2 separate regions of the Homo sapiens genome follow, and region 2 is linked to region 1. Evidence: chromatin contacts called from ENCODE Hi-C data. All regions are on one chromosome and are shown on one strand. The core of a region is the stretch at or near the end of the contact, and the rest is flanking DNA. Distances in the headings are between cores, read along the strand shown. Region 1 has its middle 150 kb from the start of ERCC6L2. Region 2 has its middle 110 kb from the start of HSD17B3-AS1.

Evidence for each region. A loop is a pair of places that touch in the nucleus more often than their neighbours do. Pooled maps may share reads with other maps.
Region 2: a loop to region 1 is called in a pooled map, with 5 times the contacts of the local background. The contact joins two enhancer-like sites. A Hi-C loop is called at or near these places in 8 of 37 single-sample maps with no recorded cell type and 5 of 50 pooled maps.

Annotation. Positions count from the first base shown.
Region 1 is chr9:95,720,752-95,727,345 of GRCh38, reverse strand. No RefSeq gene overlaps it. Among named protein-coding and RNA genes, the nearest start is that of ERCC6L2, 150 kb to the left of the region's middle. RefSeq lists an enhancer at 2,762-2,861. Within about 2 kb of position 2,670, at least 3 of the 41 ENCODE cell types and tissues checked have a DNase peak (open chromatin) inside an H3K27ac peak, as active enhancers do.
Region 2 is chr9:96,135,751-96,142,211 of GRCh38, reverse strand. No RefSeq gene overlaps it. Among named protein-coding and RNA genes, the nearest start is that of HSD17B3-AS1, 110 kb to the left of the region's middle. RefSeq lists an enhancer at 4,551-4,845. Within about 2 kb of position 4,956, at least 14 of the 41 ENCODE cell types and tissues checked have a DNase peak (open chromatin) inside an H3K27ac peak, as active enhancers do.

The DNA.
Region 1 (6,594 bases), core at 1,421-3,920:
GGAGTAGAGCTGGCAGAAAAAGGAGGAGGAGGAGGAGGATGAGACCAGGAAGAGGAAAGAGAAGGGGGGTGGGGAGAAGTGGAGGATCTGAGGATATAGGGGCCCAGGCTGGATTCCTGCAAGGGAGCTGAACTGATCTTGAGACCTTCCAAAGCTCTAGCACCTCACCTCCTGCACCAACAGCAGCATCATGTGGGAGCTTGATAGAAATGTAGACTCTGAGGCCTCGCCCAAGACCTACTGGATCAGAATCTCCACAAAACCACCAGGTTATTCATATGCCCATTAAAGTTAGAGAGACACTAACCTTGTATTTTGTCCAAAGCCCATGGCTATTTTGGAATTATTTAGACAAGATTGAGACTGTCTCCCATCTCTCTTTAGTGACCCCTAGTGGTAAACCCAAAAGGAACAAGATCTATATTACAGGATGACTGAATTTTGGTCTCCAACCTAAACCAACAACTGTCCAACCTTCAGCCGGTTGACCTATCCAAGGTCCAAGCACTTGGAAGATTAGGATCCTAGTTGGCCATCCTGGTTTAGAAAATCTTATGTAGTCCAATCCAAGCTGGAGTGTTTTTCTGCATATTGCTGCTGTTGGAACTCAAAGACAATGTTCCTGAGTGAGATTATTCTCTGTGTCTGAAAAACACTGATCCAGGTAACTTGGGATCTCTTGATAGAAGACATATCAAGATGGGCTATTACTCATGTTACTAAGTATACCTCATGTGCTTCCTCTCGGACTAGCCCTCATTGAGAAAGCTTTAGCTAAAAAAAGAAAAAAAAAGTGATGTTTCCTTGTTGCAGGCTGCTCAGGGTTCAACTGGACTTTCAATTTATATTGGGGTTTGAGTTTTGTAAGAAAAGTGGAAAAATTCAGGGCATTGTAGAGGTGAAAGAACTACCCTAGACATCATTTAGAACACTACCCAAAGTGTGTTTCACCTGTAGAATATTACTAGAAGTTACAAATAAGGGTTCCAGAGTCAAACTAGTTTGAGAAACACTGGATTGAACAAAGTTGGAAAGTTTGTTTTTTTACTGCAGGACATCTCAGGACTTTTATTCAGGTGCCTTGTAAATTCCTCGAGTTATTCTCTCATAGAAAACACACACACTTTTTTTGGACTCCTGGGGAAATATGATCTACGGAGCCTCAGGGCTGTGAAATATCTCAGTATCTCACCCCCAGTCATTCTTAGAGCAGCACCCAAGCCCCCTGATCCTCCATCCGTTTCTCTGCGTGCTGTGTTATGCTGCACCGTAAAATTGATTCCCATTCTTTTCAACTCTGGTCTTATCCGTCAACCCATCCACCATTTTGTGCTCTATGGATAAATGTAGCAATGTGCAGGAGGAAAAGCAGGAATAAAAGAAGGGGAAGGATAAATTAGAGGAAAAAAGAAGAGAAGGTACAAGGAGAACTTTGCACTCATGTAGAAGTGGGAACTTGAAAATAAAACAACAAAATGGTGACCTGATTGTCTTCCATGCTTTCCTTATCAAGCAGAGAACTGGTGAATTGGTCACAGTGATCATTCACATCGGACCATTAATGCGCTGGCTCAAGTGGTCCAAATTACTACCCCATGTTGATGGACACATAACACCCATTCCTTCAATTAGTGGGCAGGTTACAGACAGCTTCCATATACATCCCCGCTGGGCTCTTCACGACTCTTGGCAGTGTGTCTTTAGTGGTGGGGTCTGTGCTCTTCAAAGGGAGTCCATCTACCATAAGCATTTTCCAGGGGAACGTTTGGTTATTGAAAACACCATGTTGTCTGGCATTTATGCCTTTTCCACCAAATGATTTTGGGTTTGCCCCACTGGGGGCTGGATTATTCCATTGTCAACCTATGTGGTTCTAGGTTCGAGTTGGCAAAAGTGACTCTGCATGATATTTAGGAGGCAGAAGAGAAACCACAGCCACTATGTCCTGAAGGTCATTGTTGAGTGTGGGGCCAGAAGTGCTAGAGAGTTCCAGTGTGTCCTCACCCCTTCCCACTCCATACCCAGCTGTCCTTCCAACCAGCAGCGCTGCTGCCCAATGGTAATGCCAGCCCCCCACCAGAGGCACTGCTGTGGCCTGACACAGGCAGTAGCTTCAAAGAGCCAATGACCTTTGGACTGATATCAACCCCTTGTCAACTTCTCAGTGCAGATGCTCCATGTGCTTCGATTCAAGACTTCCTGCAAACTCTGACTCAGTCACCAGCACCAGGGCTGCCTAATGACTTTTCTCCAAATATTAAACGCCCATTTTCAGGCGCTTGCTTCCTTCCCCATCTTTGCCCACAAGGTCTAATATCTATATTAAATGTTTAGTTCTAAAATATTCATAGTGAGTCTGCTTCTCTGAGCCCTGTCTGATACACCTATGAACTCTGGCTGTTATGTTCTTCTGCTCACAGTCTGGGGTTTCCTGTTGAGACATCCTAATATCGGATTCTGGTTGTACCTCACTCGGCTTTCCTTTGGGCAGATGGTGCCCAGAGTGAAAGAAGCGTTCACTGCTCTTTGAACTACTGCTCTTTTATCTTTATTTCCCTTTACTTTTGCTTTGATCCTCCTGTCCAGGAAGTGGCATCTTTAGACACCGCTTCCTGCCACAAGCCCAAGACTTACTCTATTTCTCACTCTCTCACCAGTGTTTGACAAAGGTTGCTAGTCATAAAGAAAGCAGGTCACTGAATGCTATATTTATACTACTACAGAATTTAAGGCAGTATGAAGAAGGCTTTGCTTTATGTGGCTGGAAACTTAAAGTCTGGGTTTGTAGTGGAAATAAAGATAAAAGAGCAGTAGTTCAAAGAGCAGTGATCTTTCTTGTTGGAGCCATGAGAACAATTAATTATAGGTTGTAGGTTAGCCTGGTTTGGGTGCTAATTTCTAGCTCATAGTCATATGTGAACGCTTCTTTTCAATCTCAGTACGGTGGCGGAATGCTAGTTTCTAAACATCCTTGGGATGATCATATGGTCATAAAATCCTTGGCAATAAATAAGTGCTCTGATCTTTTTAGAGTTAATGCACTGTATACAATGTGTTTTAAAGGAGGGGGGATATGGGATGTTTTATTAGTGCAATGTTTCTGGGCGTGTACTTTTGACTTTCTATTGGCAGTGCTGTAGGGGTAGAAGTTAACTGGTAAAAAACCAATAGCAACATAAAGTAATTCTTGTCAGAGAATCATGGAAATGATTCCAGCTCATTACAATGCAAACGGATTTGACCTGGTAGAGATTAAATTTATTTTCATCTAATAGAAAAGCTAACCCCCAAACATTACAGTTTATTACTGTCTAGAATGTTAATCAGTTTACATTTGTTGGCAAGTTTATTTCAGCATTCTTTTGACTGACCATATAAATCTGTTTCTTTCAATAATTTCAACTTTTATTTTAGATTCAGGGGTACACATGCAGGTTTGTTACATGGGTATATTGCATGACACTGAGGTTTGGGGTGTGAATGGTCCCATCACCCAGGTAGTGAGCATAGTACCCCATAGGCAGTTTTTCAGTCCTTGCCCCACTCCCTCTCTCCCGCCTCTAGTAGTCTCCAGTGTTTACATCTGTTCTTCAAATTCTCTTTTGAACCAGTCTTAACATTTTACTGGTTCCCTCATCAATTAATGAGTCACATACAATTTTGACATGGATATGATTTCTATATCTTTGAGAGTCATGTTTTTAACTTTTTTTTTGAGATGGAGTCTCGCTCTGTCATCCAGGCTGGAGTGCAGTGGCGTGATCTCGGCTCACTGCAACCTCCACCTCCCAGGTTCAAGCGATTCTCCTGCCTCAGCCTGCCGAGTAGCTGGGATTACAGGTGCCTGCTGCCACACCCAGCTAATTTTTGTATTTTTAGTAGAGACAGAGTTTCACCATATTGACCAGGCTGGTCTCAAACTCCTAACCTCAGGTGATCCACCCGCCTCGGCCTCCCAAAGTATTGAGATTACAGGCGTGAGCCACCGTGCCTGGCCTTTAACTTTTTGAAAAGCTCGTTTCATTCACATTTGTTTGTTGTTATTTATGTGATGTTAAGACAACTGAACTTGAGGTTTCAGCTATAAACCCAGTTTCAAAGTACAGCTCCCCTAGTCTTAACTTCTCTTCATATACACTCGGAAACATTTGGATGTCTTAGCACCTAGTATGCCTCGATATTCTAAGCACTATAACACACACCTGGAGAGGTGGGAGGCCCACCTGTACAGGCTAGACCATCCATCTGGGCTTGGCTCTCCTGACACTGATGAGGTCATGCAGAAACTCCTGGGATTTGGAGCACCAAATCTCTCAGTTCTTCCTTTAGGATACAATGGTAAGAAGAGGGGACCGGGCAACCACTGTTGACTTATTAAAGTGGAACCAATGGTTAAGAAGTAGCACAGGATTTATATTATCAAAACAGATAAAGAAAATAAACAAATCAAGCACACAATTGCACAAGGGAACTAAAACCATGAAGATTCATTCCTAATTTCTCTCTTTGCCTGTCTAATGGATCTTATTATCCAGTTCTTTACCAGACTTACTTATGATCGGGCATTGTCCAGTCTTTCTACGGAGGTCCCTTGAGGTGGAGGGATCTTCCACAGTGCCTCACATCCCAGTTTTCTTGCAGTCTCTGCCCCTCCCTTCTTCCACATCCCTGAAGGTGACCTGCTCTTTCTCTATTGTCTGGAAAGTTCAGCATGTGTGTACACATGCACAAGCATAGGCACACACAAACACAGAAACAAACACACACCCCTCCATGATTCCTGCTCATCCTTCAGCTCAGACAGCATTTCTCAAGGAAGCTTTTGAGGCCACTCCAGCCCAGAGCAGGCCTTCCTGTTTTACACCGCACAGACTCGCTGCTTTTCCTTCTGAGCTCTTGTATGTGATCATTTGTCTGTCTCCCCCATTGTCAATAAAATCCGGGATCATTGTATCACTACTGTATTCCCAGACCTGGCAGGATGCCTGGCACATAGAAGGTGTTCTTGAATGAATTAATAAGAACTCAATGCCTGTTTGTTACAGTGATGAATAGATGGCTGTTTGGTCTGTTATGGTCCCAAAAAGCAAAAGAAGCTGTTAAAATAGTGTGACTCTGACTTACTGTTCACGTCTGAATAAAAGAAACCATTCAAATTTTGGACTGAGTTTGACAGTCTACTATGTTGGTGAGTTGTGAGGAATCATTTCCATACATTTCTAGGGGGAACTGGTAAACCTGGGAGAACAATTTGGCAAATCTTTAAAGATTTACAAATTTAAAAACCTTCTGACCCAATAATTTCACTTTCAGAAATATATTCTCTACTTATGCTTGCACTTGCATAAAATTATTTGTGTTCAAGGATGTCTATTGAACATTCCACACTGAACTGAAACATTCCACAGGATGTTTCTGGAAGTATCTATAATAAAGTGGCAGCAACAGTTGCTTTGGGGAGGCGAGGTGTGTGGCTGAAGGGTAAGGGTGAGGAGGAGACTGAAGTTTCTTTACAAGGATACTTTAAAATTTGTAATTTTGTGCCTTAATCATGCATGACCTCTTCCAGAAATTCACAAATGTAAAAAGGTTACTATGTAGTAACTGCAAAAAATATGTATTCATAGGAGTTAGATCTAGATTAAGTTTTACTGATGTTCCTTTGATTTTTTCAACCCCAGATTTTCACACATGTACTGTCAATGTATCATTGGCTTAAGCAGTCCCTGCCGTTCATTCCTTCTCTCCTAATCTCCCCCAAACCTTTCAGTCTTTGCAGCACTCCCAAAGTCTTATCTAATTTGGAAACAGGGGACTCCTTCAATGGGAGGTCCAGAAATAAGACTGCATCTGGATGCACATTGAGGTTTGTGACATAAAATCTCACCACCCTCGTGAAACCTGCCTAGTGCATCCTGGCCTACTCTATTGACTTTGGCATCCTTGCCAGCCTTGTCATGCCAATAAGGTTATTGCGACTAAATTGAATGAGCATGTGGCTATGTCCTCCAAATGTTTTATGATACAGTTAAATGGAAAACTGTAGATTACATTTATTTATTTAGTGATAAACCCTTTGTTTATGTTGCTGGTGATCCAGAAAAAGTGGTCTCCTACAACACGCCATGACCTAAACAACGACAAGTTGAATTACTCTTTCATTTACCATAGGAGACTTTCTACCATGTGTTTTGCAGCAATGATTTCTGACACAGCTTAAGAAATGATAAATTACACCCAACGAAAACAAAGAGAAACTCAGAATTTCATAGCATAATTGTAAAGAAAACAGTTATTTGCATCTCTGTCTCCCACATTTTCAAAAAACAATGTACTTGAAACGAAAAAGACCCAAGAATAGTAAAAACAATTTCATTTTCCTCTTATAATTGGAAACATTTGGAGAAAGCACTTTGTCTACTCGGCCTGCATATTTATGGCTTAATTTTAAATAGGGAATGTTACTGTACCTTTGCCTCTCATTTCATTGTTATTGTAATTTTTACAAATGACCAATATCATGTTATTAAAACAAATGTCACAAGTACAACAGCATTCCTGTATACACACACACTAATATAGCTGTCCTTTGTG
Region 2 (6,461 bases), core at 3,707-6,206, 410 kb before region 1:
AAAAATAATGTTAGTACTTCTAAAAACTTAGTGCTTCATTTCTATTTGATATGTATTGCAGTGAAGATTGTTTGACCCTTGTGACATCAGGGAGGTCATTGCTTCCCAGCTGTGATGAATGTGGGGCTTCCCTCTCTGCCCTGGGGCATTTCTTGTGAGTTCTCCTTCATTATCCCTCATACCCACTCCGGGGCTTCCTTTATTTTGGGGTACATTGTCCCGTTCCTATGTAGCCATGTTTGTGGGGTTGGCTCATGGTGATGGGATAGGGTAGAGGTCATGCCTCTCCTCGGATGCATTCAAGGGTGCAGCTGTGAACAGTCACTTCTGGGCTCATGCACAACCGTGGTATGTGTTAATCACTCTAGAAATATTGTGACACATAGAAAGGTCCTATAAATGTCTAAACTGAAAGTTAGTACTCAAAGGACCAGAAGTGAGGGCGGAGTCAGGGATGGGGTGGGGAAAAATGACTTCTTAAGGTCCCTAAAGCCCTTTGCTTCAAGGTCAAGGCATGATTTATTACAATAAAGAAGTATAGTTCATCCACCTCCATATCAGGAAACTTCCAAATCAGAAGGGTGACAACCTCTCTGTGAACCCAGGCTAGAAGCTGCAGAAAATAAATGTGATGATTTTGTATTGTGCCTTCATCTCTCTTCAAAGATGAACACACATCTATTGGCTCCTTAGCCCACCCATCGATCCGCAGCAGAAAGGAGCCTGTGACTGCTGCTAAGCAATCTCCCACAACCCACCAAATGAGTGACAGGGCCCAAATCAAACAGAGCGCCTGTCTGACTCGGATTCAGCGTAGTGAGAAATGAGAAGGGAAGGGAATTTTCTCTATGTGGCTCCGTCTCTAGTGATGTCACTAAGCAAAAAAAAAAAAAAAAAAGAGGGATGGTGGGAAACTGCGACGGAAGAAAAACTTGGAAGCCTGATCTGGACACACAGGAGATGCTTATCGGGGCTTCTTTTGTGGGAAAAGCGTTCCCTTGCATCTCCGCTTGTCTCCCCAGATCACACATGGGTGCTGTGCTGCCATCTCAGAATCGGGGGGAGGAAGCGTCAGGCCTTGCATGAAATACTTTCATTCATTTCTTATGACAACTTATTACCCTGCTCCTCAGCCTGAGCATGAAGGGGGTCCAGTTCTACCTCCGAGGGAGATCGGGCCAGGCTCTGTCCTGGCCGGCTCTGGTCTAGTGTGCTCCAGCTGCTGGTGCCTCCCCTGGCCGCAGCCCAAGCCTCCCTGTTCCGGGCAAGGCCCCCGGCTTTCAGGACGCCACTTCGACAGCACTGCAGGAGGAGGCCAAGGTGGAGACGGTCGACACTAAATCCTTCTTTATGTTTGCCCCGAGTTTTGGGGGAAATATTTATCACTGAAGCGTTAAAAAGTGGGCTCCTCTGTGTCATGCATGTCACGGGCTCTGTTCTGCAGCGCCCCTCAGGGGCCCGTGAGCCTCCTCCTGGAGACATCCGCTGCAGGCGCTGGGTGGCTGGTGATTTCCATCCCACCAGCAATCTAAAACCTGTAAACACTGACGGCAGTCGGCCCAGGGGTGTGAGAAACTCGCAAATGAACAACAAATGCAGGGAGAGAAAGGCCAGACCAAATGGACTGATGTTTTTCACAACCACGGAGGGGTTTAATCCCTGTCCCAAACCATATGGCACACTCCACACCAGCCGGCGAGGGCGGGGGTGACTTGGCGGCGGACCGTGGAAGCAGAAAGGCAAGGCATTTTGTTTCCTTGTGTGCGCTTTTTTTCCCTTTAAATATTTACTTTTTGTGTTTTGCCAGGATGCATTTTCCATCCCATATGCACAACAGGCTGCCTTTGCAAATGGGGGCCTGGCTCGGGGACCTGTAATAGGATACTGATTCTTTCACGTCGTCGGGGGCTGCTCTTCCCACCTCCCAGGGTGATGGCGAGCAAAACCCGCTGCAGATTTAGTGTGTAGGTCTGGTGACTCCAGAGAAAGGGTAGGTGGTCTTGATCCCTGTCTGTCTTTTCCTCAAGTGCCCCGTTGGCAGGACCCCAGACCCGCATCCACCGGGTTAAGTGAGCCCCTGGTGGGAAACGCTGACCTTGCCAGGAGGTAGAAGTCCCACCCGCCTTGTTGGGCCTGAGGCTGTGGGTGGGCGGGGAAATAGCCAACCACGCAGGAGAGGGGAGTCTCTGGCTTGGAGGCAGCTGATGGGGCATCCTTCACAAACTTTCCACCCACAGGAGAGGCAGACCGGGAACAAAAGTGGCAAGAGGGGTGGGCGGGCCAAGGGAGAGCAGCTGGAAGAGGGGATGGGGTGCTGGCAAATTCCCAAGGGAAACAGAAATGTACCATACCAACATAAATAAATTAGTCCCGGGCCGCGAGCCATGTTTGAACCAGAATAATGTAAGCAATCAAATGCTTACTGTCTCTGATTCACTCAGCCTTCCAAACACATTACTTAACAGAAAATGGAAGGGTTTGTCATAAAGATGTGTAGTAGTTGCACAATGCTGGCCACGTGGTTAGGGGTGGGCTTGGAGCTGGCAAATACAGATGTCCTCAACTAAAAATACACAGCCCTGGCATTTTAAAAATGGTTATGAGAGATGAGGGCTGGAAGAAACATCCTGGTATTCTCAGGACGTCTCTGAAGGGTCCCATTTGTTCCACATGCAGCCAGAGGGGAAGCAAACTTTCAGAGGTGCCAGGCAGAGGACACACTTGTCACCATGGGGAGACACTGATATTATTGTCCTTATTTTCTAGGGCAGGGTTGCTTTTTTTTTTTTTTTTCTGAGGCAGGGTCTTGCTCTGTCAACCAGGCTGCCGTGCAGCGGGGTGATAATGGCTCACTGCAGCCTCAACCACCTGGGCTCAAGTGATCCTCCCACCTCAGCCTTCCCAGTAGCTGGGACTACAGGAAGGGGCCGCCATGCAGGGCTAATTTTTTGTACTTTTTATATACACAGGTTTCCTCATCTTGCCCAGGCTGATCTTGAGCTCCTGGGCTCAAGCAATCTGCCTGCCTGGGCCTCCCAAAGTGCTGGGATTACAGGCGTGAGACGCCGTGCCCAAGGATTTCTTAAACTGTAGTGTGCATGGGTATATAAGAACAGGTTTGTGAATCTGAATCCCAGAGATTCTGATTCAGTAGTCTGGGTGGGACCTGAACATTTAAGTTTTTTATAAGCTCCCAGGCAATGCTGGTGCTCCCGGCCCATGAACCACGTTTCAAATTGTACTGTCCTCAATGAGTGACACTCATGACACTTGTCACGTTATTCAACCTGGGTAGCTGGATCCTCTGTGCCAGCTTCCCTGCCAATACATAATGTTTCTTGTGTTCTGATGGCTAGCAATGGTGCTAAGGTCAGCTGAGCCTGGACTTGTCCTCAGAATCCTTCCTGACACAGTCCTCTTGGCAGCCACCACCATCAGCCAGAGCTGGCATTCAGATGAAAACTACTTGTCTACTTTGAGTGGGTGTAATGGGAACTGGTCTAGCAGTTAGAGAAGGCCTTTAACTAGTGTGGGGACATAGGATGAGGTTTTTAACCTTGCTGTATTAGTTCCCTCACCTGTAATGAGAGGGCTGGATTGCACGCACAGTTCTCAACTGGGATAATCCTGAGAGTCATATTGTATTAGTCAATATGTTAGCTCAGGCTGCCATAACAGGGTGGCTTAAACAACAGGAATTTACTTCCCACAATTCTGGGGGCTGGAAGTCCAAGATCAAGGTGCTGGCTGATTTGGTACCTGGTGAGGGCCTGCCCCCTGGCTTGCACATGACTGTCTTCTCACTATGTGGGTTCTGGAGGCTGGAAGTCTGAGATCAAGGTGTCAGCAGGTTTGAATTCTCCCGAGGCCCATCTCCTTGGCTTGCAGACAGCCGCCTTCTGGCTCTGTGCTCACGTGGTCATCTCTGTGTTGCCTGTGTCTGGTGTCTTTACTTATAAGGGCACTAATCCCATCATGAGAGCCCCACCCTCATGCCCCCTTCTAAACCTAATTACCACCCAAAGGCCTCACCTCCCAATACCATCACACTAGGGGGAGATTTGAACATATGAATGGGGGAGACAGGCACACAATTCAGTTCATAACACCTATGAACAGCTTGCTCTAAAGCACAGCTTCCTGTGTCCCTGCTCTAGAGATTCTGATCCAGGTCCTTTGGGTGGGATCTGGGAATTTCTATTTTCCTCTGGTGCCCCACATGATTCTCAGCCTCAGGCAGGCTGGAGAGGCTCTGGGTGAGTTGATGGCTGAGTTCCTCAGTTCCTGAGCAGTGAGTAAGCTGTGGGATCCTCCAGACCCCCAACAGTGGCTTGTCACATCTCTGCATGAGCACTTAGCCCACACCTCTCTGTAACACTTGGCAGAGTGTGGGAAGGAGGGACTGCAACTTATCCCTATGCAGATCTGTAACCCAGCACTGGGTGACCGTGCTGGAGCAAGGCACACAGTAGGCACATCATTAATGTGTACCGAGGGCCTCGCCTAGGACCCCTTCTAACTTCAAAACTCTTTAAAATGTGTAAATCTTGTTCAACGAGCTCTCAAAGGGGTTTCTGATGTTATTTAGGGAAAGGCAGTGCGGCCGCTTTTGTTTTTACTGTCCGGGAGGCTTAAACAACAGCAAGCACATTTACATTGCCCTCGTCTCCCTGAGCAGCAGAAAGTGAAACAACTTGAGCTGTGACTAGAAAATGAATATAAACAAGCACAAAGAACAGCCCCGCCTCTGCCAGCCCTCTGGCCAGCCGCTGCTTTCTACCATTCCTGGTGACTGCAAAGCACTGGTAAGAGCAAGTGATAACTGAGGCTTCTTAGGACAATATAATGCAAGAGAAACACTTTTCCACATTCCTTTAATTCTCTTATTCCCACGAAGAATAATCAAGTGAGGAAAGAGAAGACAATGTGGAAAGAGTTTTCTTTATTAAAAGCAGGGCTAAGAGGAAGAAATGCAAAGTAGGTGAACTGATGTATAGCAAATATAAACCCTTCTGAAAAAATCAGAATGTGATGTCACTACTCACCTATTAGGGAAGCTAACATTTGAAAAAGGTGGCAGTATCAGCTACTGGTGATGATGTAGAGAAAGTGGATCTCTCTCATGTTGCTGGTGGGAGTGTAAAATAGGATAAGCATTCTGGAAAATTGTTTTGCAGTTTCTTGTAAAACTAAACATGCCATATGGCCCAATGACTGCACTCCTGGGCATTTATCCCAGAGAAATTAAAATTTATGTCCACAGAAACTCAGGTATAGGAATGTTTAAATTAGCTTTATTTGTAACAACCCCAAATGGTAAGCAACCCAAATGTCGTTTAGTGAATGAATGGTTAAACAAACTGTGGAATATCCTCACCATGGACTACTTCTCAGCAAGAAGAAAGCAGCATCAATGCACACAGCAACTGGGATGGATCTCTCAGGAATCACGCTGAGTGCAAAAGACAACCTCAAAAATTTCATACTGCATGATTTTATTTATTTATTTTTTTCAGACAGTTTCACTCTGTCGCTCAGGCTGGAGTGCAGTGGTGCAATCTTGGCTCACTGCAACATCGGCCCCCTGGGTTCAAGCAATTCTTGTGCCTCACCCTCCTGAGTAGCTGGGATTACAGGCATGAGCCACCACGCCCAGCTAATTTTTGTATTTTTAGTAGAAAAGGGGTTTCGCCATGTTGGCCAGGCTGGTCTCAAACTCCTGACCTCAAATGATCTGCCTGTCTCGGCCTCCTAAAGTGCTGGGATTACAGGCATGAGCCACCATGCCTGGCCTGCAGGATTTGATTTTATATAGAGACAGGATCTTGTCTGTTGCCCAGGCTGGAGTGCGGTGGCACAATCGTGCCTCACTTGCCTCACTGCAGCTTCAAACTATGGGCTCAAGGGATCCTCTTGCCTCAGCTTCCTGAATAGCTGAGACTCTATTTTTATTTTATACTAAATAAAAATATATTTTTATAGAGATGGGGTCTGTCTGTGTTGCCCAGTCTGGTCTCAGACTCCTGAGCTCAAGCGATCCTCCCACTTCAGCCTTCCAAGTAGCTGAGATTACAGATGCAGGCCACTGCACCTGGCAATAATTTTACAATGACAAAACCACAGAGATGAAGAACAAGTTGTGGTTTCCAAGGGTTAAGGTGGTGGTAGGAAAATGGGGAGAGACAAGTGTGGCTATAAAGAGGCAGCATAAGGATCTTTGTGATGGTGATTCTGCAATTTTGGGTCTGGGTATATACTCCAGAAAATCGAAAGCAGGAACTCCAATGGATATTTGTACACCCATAGCAGCATTATTCACAATAACCAAAAAGGGAAACAACCTAAATGTCCATCAGTGGATGACTAGATGAGCAAAATGTAGCATGTGCACACAATGAAACTTCATTCAACCTTAAAACAGAATGAAATTCTGACACACGCTGCAGCATAGATGACCCTGG